Linked DNA regions of Mus musculus: region 2 is linked to region 1. Evidence: chromatin loops called from intact Hi-C (ENCODE). Cell type or tissue: heart. All regions are shown on one strand. Each heading gives the region's core, and the rest is flanking DNA. Links, peaks and the distances in the headings are about the cores only.

Region 1 (2,915 bases), core at 213-2,712:
GGAGTATCTTTGAAGATTATTTCTGTACCCTAGTCCTCCTTTCTCTGCTTCTTGTCTGTTTAAGGTAGGAACCCTTTCTGAAACACACTTGGGCTGCCATGATGTCCTATTTAGATTCATGGAGCCAAACATCTATAGACTGAACCGTGAGCCAAAATGTCTCTCCTCATGCTAGGTTGTTTAGGTATCCTGTTATGTGAATGCAATAGAATCCAATACATGAAGCCATATGGGTTTCCAAGGTTCATTATCATCTCATTGGCATCACCATAACAGTCTTCACTTTATGAGAAGACATTCGGTACCAGTGTGACTGTACATGGAGATGTTTGGTTCCTGAGTTCAAATAGGGTAAGTCACATGGTGGGTTCAGATAATGAAGGAACTGGGGTTTTCTGAATCTTTTGGATTCCTTTTCTTTTCTCTCTTTCTTTCTTTCTTTCTTTCTTTCTTTCTTTCTTTCTTTCTTTCTTTCTCTCTCTCTCTCTCTCTCTCTCTCTCTCTTCCTTCCTTCCTTCCTTCCTTCCTTTCTTTCTTTCTTTCTTTCTTTCTTTCTTTCTTTCTTTCTTTCTTTCTTTCTTTCTTTCTTTTTTTCCCCGAGACAGGGTTTCTCTGTATAGCCCTGAATGTCCTGGAACTCACTTTGTATACTGTATACCAGACTGAATTTAAAAAATCCACCTGCCTCTGCCTCTCGAGTGCTGGGATTAAAGGCGTGCACCACCACTGCCCAGCTCTTTTGGATTTCTTAGCATTGGCTAGAAAGAGTTTGGGCAGTGACAGACTCTTGAAGTTAAACATTTGACAGCTAACCTAGCCAAACTGATATGTTTTATTGAATATCACCCCTCTCTAGAAAGCAGTGTGGGGATCCATTGTACCAGACTCAAGATTGTTCTGTGAATGCAGTGATGGAGGGACTCTCAGCAGAGTGTTACACTGTGAATAGAACATGAACATGATGCTATTACACTATAGCATCCATAGATCCACTCCAAGAACACAGAATGTAGCCAAACATTTGAGCATATTTGTCTCTAGAACTGTCTTCTGTTTTTTGAGATTACAGGCTCTCTGAGAGGGGCTTATTAGATGAGTGGTATCTCATACAAATCCCAAGAGTTGGAGCCAATAAGGAAAATTATTTAATTTGGTTTAGATAGTATTAATCAGGATAGGGTTTTATGGCCCATTGTCATTAACCTTTTAAAATGGAGGCAGTCTACTTATAAAACTAGATTTCAGATATTTGTTGGAAAATTGAATGTTCAGTCAATACTGGCTCCGGCTCCGTAGTCACAGTGACATCAATGCGCTGTCTCTTTGGACAGCATGCATTTAAGGTTAGTTACAACCCCTCCTGTTTTGATCTTCCTCACCTACACTGGAGAGCCCTTGCCATTTCCACATTTCCTGCAGGCAGGTACCACTCATTTGCTCCACCTACTGGTACTCTTCGGTGTTTAAGTTTCTAAGAGACTAGAGCAGTGTTTTCAGAGCAGCTCTTAGTGGACAGACAGGGCTGACTCTTCAAGCATGAGAAGACTGGCATTTGTGAGTTTTGTGAGGAGAGAGAGCTCAATTCCTCAACTCAGGACTTGTGAATAATGGGAGACTGTGCTCTTGGTCATGATGAGAAGATAGTTCATCCCTCAATCTTGAGACTGTGCTTCAAATGACCAGACTTCGTCAGACCTGGGTCATCCAGCTGTATCCAGTGATGGATTTTATCTCAACTAGGGCGAGGAGTTTTCTGCCTGGAAGTTTAGAATATGCAAGAACCCTGATCCTGTTGAACAACAATAAAAAGATATCTTACAGGACTACACTTCTCCAGCAACATAGGGAGAATTTGGAACAGGAGAATCTTGGGGGGACATGATATGTATAGGGCTTCAGGGCTGATAGGCTGTGCCCCTGTGGATTAGAGTCCTACTATACATATCCATGTGCCTAGTCAGGGTTTCTATTCCTGCACACATGACCAAGAAGCAAGTTGGGGAGGAAAGGGTTTATTCAACTATCACCAAGGAAGTCAGGACTGGAACTCAAACAGGTCAGGAAGCAGGAGCTGATGCAGAGGCCATGGAGGGATGTTCCTTACTGGCTTGCTTCCCCTGGCTTGCTCAGCCTGCTCTCTTATAGAACCAAGACTACCAGCCCAGAGATGGTCCCGCCCACAAGGGGCCTTTCCCCCTTGATCACTAATTGAGAAAATGCCTTACAGTTGGATCTCATGGAGGCATTTCCCCAACTGAAGCTCCTTTCTCTGTGATAACTCCAGCTGTGTCAAGTTAACACAAAACCAGCCAGTACATCCATGGTTATGAATACTTGTCGAAATTATCTCTGTGGAGGGTGAGAACTTCTTAATGAGCACTGGAGAATCTGGGAAAACTGAGACAGCCAATGGTGTTGCTTCAATCGGAGACACAGATCTGTTACTACCCAAAGGCCATCAGGCAAAGACAGCAACTTCTCTCCTGCTCAGCCTTCTCTCCTGCTCACTGGGATATGGCCCGTTAACCCCAGCGAGAACCATCTGCTTCACTCTGTCTTTATGCCCAGCCATGGACTCCCCCAGCCCTACTTCACTGGACCTAGAGTTTCTTGAATAACCAGCTCTTCAACAAGACTATTACAATCTATTTTTCCATAAAACCTTATCAATATCTGCTGGGCTAAGTGAAAGATTAGGAGGAGTGTTAAATTATACTGGAGCTGGAAACAAAGCCAGAGTGGCCAGTGCTGTTGGTGTTTGCCAAAGTGACATTTGAAGTAGGTGACAGACTCATCTCACCTAGGAGCTGCCTAGTCTAGGGAAAGCATCACAATATGCTTCTTTTGACCTGATACTGTCACAGCAACTTGAACCCCACAACTAACTTGTATGGGATTCTCTTGAGTGTGTGGTC
Region 2 (2,915 bases), core at 244-2,743, 190 kb before region 1:
ACCTCTCCTTTAGTTGTACATAGCATCATGGGTATCAGAAAGAGACTGGGTAACTGACCAATTACAACGCTGAGATATATAAGTCTATAGCACAAGAAAGTTCAGGGTAAAAGTGGAAAACCACCCAAATAGGATTTCATTTTTATTTACTTTTAATGAAGAAACTATTAAAGATAATGCATTTAAAGTTGTGTAAACACAAGGCCTGAATTTTAACAACACCCAGGGCTGCCAAGTGAATTCGTGCCAAATCCTGCCCAGCTATACGGGCATCAGCTGGTGCTGTGTAAGCAGAGTTGGAGCCATGGAAATAGCCTCTTTGTTCCTCTTCTGTGCCCAGAGTGGTACAGCTTCCTAACCTGGTGCTAACGTGCATCTACCTGGGAGGTGGAGTGAAAGTCTTGCACCTGCTTTCCATCACATGACTTTATCCCATATGCTAGCACGTAGATCTTGGAAATTTCCAACTCCTTGTCGATTTCTATTTTTTTTTTTAAATGAAGGAGGTAGTTGAAAGTATCCAGTTGCTAGATTAACTCAAAGTGTCAATGTGGCTGAAAGCAAAGCTTTGGCTCCAAGTCCGGAGGACAAACGATCCACTTACACCCGTAGCTCTTCTCTGAGTAGAGTGCACACAGCTACTGAAGGAACATTAGAGCTATTCAGGTTGGTGGTTCCATTTCATTGCTAACCACCATAGCCCTGCTCTCCTACCTCCTGTTCGCAGATGCCCCACCGTGGAACCCTTCCCCGTGGTATGCTGTGTTGAACCTTCCGGTTGACAATGACTAGAGGGGCATTCCAAGGCTGAGTGGATTCAGGAAGCTATTCCTATGGAAACTGGAGATGGGAGGGAAAGCCCAGAGAACCATAATGAAAACCACAGCCTTGGCAGCAGGGCACATCTCCAATCCAGCTTAGACTCTCCCCAGCCATTGCAATTGGCTTCTCGGCTCCCGGGTTCTCCTGTCTGTAAAAGGGGAAGGCTGACGTGGTCTCACTGCTGTCATGTGATGTAAAATGTGATATCACACGGAAAGCACCAAGCATCACGCATGGTTGCATGATGACTAGGACCGTTCTTTCTGATGGAACAAACACGCTCACTTTCCATCAGTGAATCAGAGCTGCGGTGACGACTGTGGGAGACAGTGGTCTGCCCTGGGGAGCTTTGTGGCTGTGTCGTTTGCTATGCCTCTTCTCTTTGGATTTAATTCTCTATGTACTAGGTCTTCATGCGGGAAAGGCATTTGAATCAAAGAATCATTATTTGCACACGGACCATGGTGCTTTGAAACTGATGCTATCTTCCCGCTGTTCTCCTGGGACAGGCCAGCGACCCTAGCACCTTCGAGCTGATCCAGAAAATCCACACCCTGCAGAAGCGACTCATCAGCAAGACGGAAGAGGTGGTGGAAAAAGAGCTGCTTCTTCAGGTAACAGTCTCTGGGCCTGGGCTCCCCGGGCAAGCATGGCGGTCTCCAGGAGCCTTAGAATTGGTGACTTGTAGTGTTGCAAGCCCCGTCTTAAACTGTAGATGGCAACAGCGACTCACACACGGAGAACAAACAGCCTAACGAATTGTTCTTTTACTCTGCGATCACCGATATTTCAAGAATCCCAGGAAATTAAGTTCAAGGCTAGACTTACCGCAGTCGGGTAACGTGAACTTTTTTTTTTTTTCTTCCCCTCACTTTTCCTACGGTTCTATTTGTCAAATTATTTTAACTGCTTTTCTCCCTATCTTCATGTGCTGTGAAGTGCTGTGATTTCAATCTTGAAAACAGCTTTCGTATAGTGCACTCATGATCTGTCCACGGGAGGATCTGTGGGAGCGAAATGGAGAGACGTGTTTGAGGATGTGGGGGTGGGTAGGCACTGAGATGAGGTATGGGCACACGAGGGCACAGTCATGGGAAGGCTAGAGGCGGATGCTGGGCATCTTATAGGCACCCATCATAGTCTCCACAAGCAGGTTTTCTCAGTAAATCTTAATCGAGCCTCTCTGACTAGACCAGCTGGCCTATAAGCCCCCAGTATCAGCTCACTTTAACCCTCCCAGTGCCGGGTTGCAGGCATGCATAGCCTTGCCTGGGTTTTACATGGGTACCGAGGAGTCAAACCTAGGTCCTCACACTTGGGTGGGAAGAGATCTTACCCACTGAGCTATCATCTCCCCATGCTAGCTTTGAGAACTCTGGGAAGCAAATCCCGCCATTTAATCAGTCACTGCTGTAGCTGGGGCCTGGGAATTCAAGAAGGAGGCCAGGCTGGCACCAGGTGGCCTGAATTGGCTTTCTGCTTCGGCTGGCTTGCAGCTATTTGATTCTGAGTTCTCTGCACCTGAGGTTCTCAGTCTACGTTAAAGACAACAATGGAACGCATGAAAATTCATGGTTGGAGGCATTGAAAGACCTCAGCATTTCACTCAGTCCACAGGACGTATCTATTCCACAGCCTGCCACATTAACTATTGGGTGACCATTAGTGGGGGTAGGAACTTCCACTCATGTGCAAGAGGAGCCTTACCCCCCCTCTTCTACTCTGTGTTTGACCTTAGACATGTTTTCCCTAATGATGGCTGGACAGTGTACCACAGAGCAACGCAGACATCCCCGCCTGTAGTAGGCATTGCATTTTCCTCCTCTCTCAGAGATGAGCAGGATGGCAGGAAGGCAGGTTTTGGAGTGAGGAAGCACTCGTCATCAATAGTTGATGGTTCAATAGTTGGGGGAGAATCACAGACTTTTTTTTTTTTTTTCAAACATTGGTTTCTCTTTCTATAAAGCAGAGATAGCATTGTCACTCCTCATTAAGGGGACTTACCTAACCTGGTGGGTCTTGCAAAGGTAGCCAGTTAGAGCACAGGCACTAGGGACTCACCCGAGTGTGAAATGTGATTTTAAAATGTCATT

The links. Hi-C counts contacts between places; a loop is a spot of excess contacts. Peaks named below come from ENCODE experiments on the same cell type or tissue, not always from the same donor. Only the 100,000 strongest peaks of a DNase experiment are listed, where the experiment ranks them.
Region 2: it touches region 1 in a loop (22-fold over the local background); 3 of 42 quality-filtered maps call a loop at or near these places.

What each region holds. Positions count from the first base shown.
Region 1 is chr19:48,173,483-48,176,397 of GRCm38, forward strand. No RefSeq gene overlaps it. Among named protein-coding and RNA genes, the nearest start is that of Sorcs3, 31 kb to the right of the region's middle. In heart, for the core only: a CTCF peak has its summit at 1,462 (motif pointing left); no DNase peak of the experiment used is centred there.
Region 2 is chr19:47,987,134-47,990,048 of GRCm38, forward strand. Cfap58 (cilia and flagella associated protein 58) reads left to right here. Exons shown (of 18, transcript NM_001163267.1): 15 at 1,332-1,436. Among named protein-coding and RNA genes, the nearest start is that of Cfap58, 51 kb to the left of the region's middle. In heart, for the core only: a CTCF peak has its summit at 1,540; no DNase peak of the experiment used is centred there; H3K27me3 peaks cover 862 bases.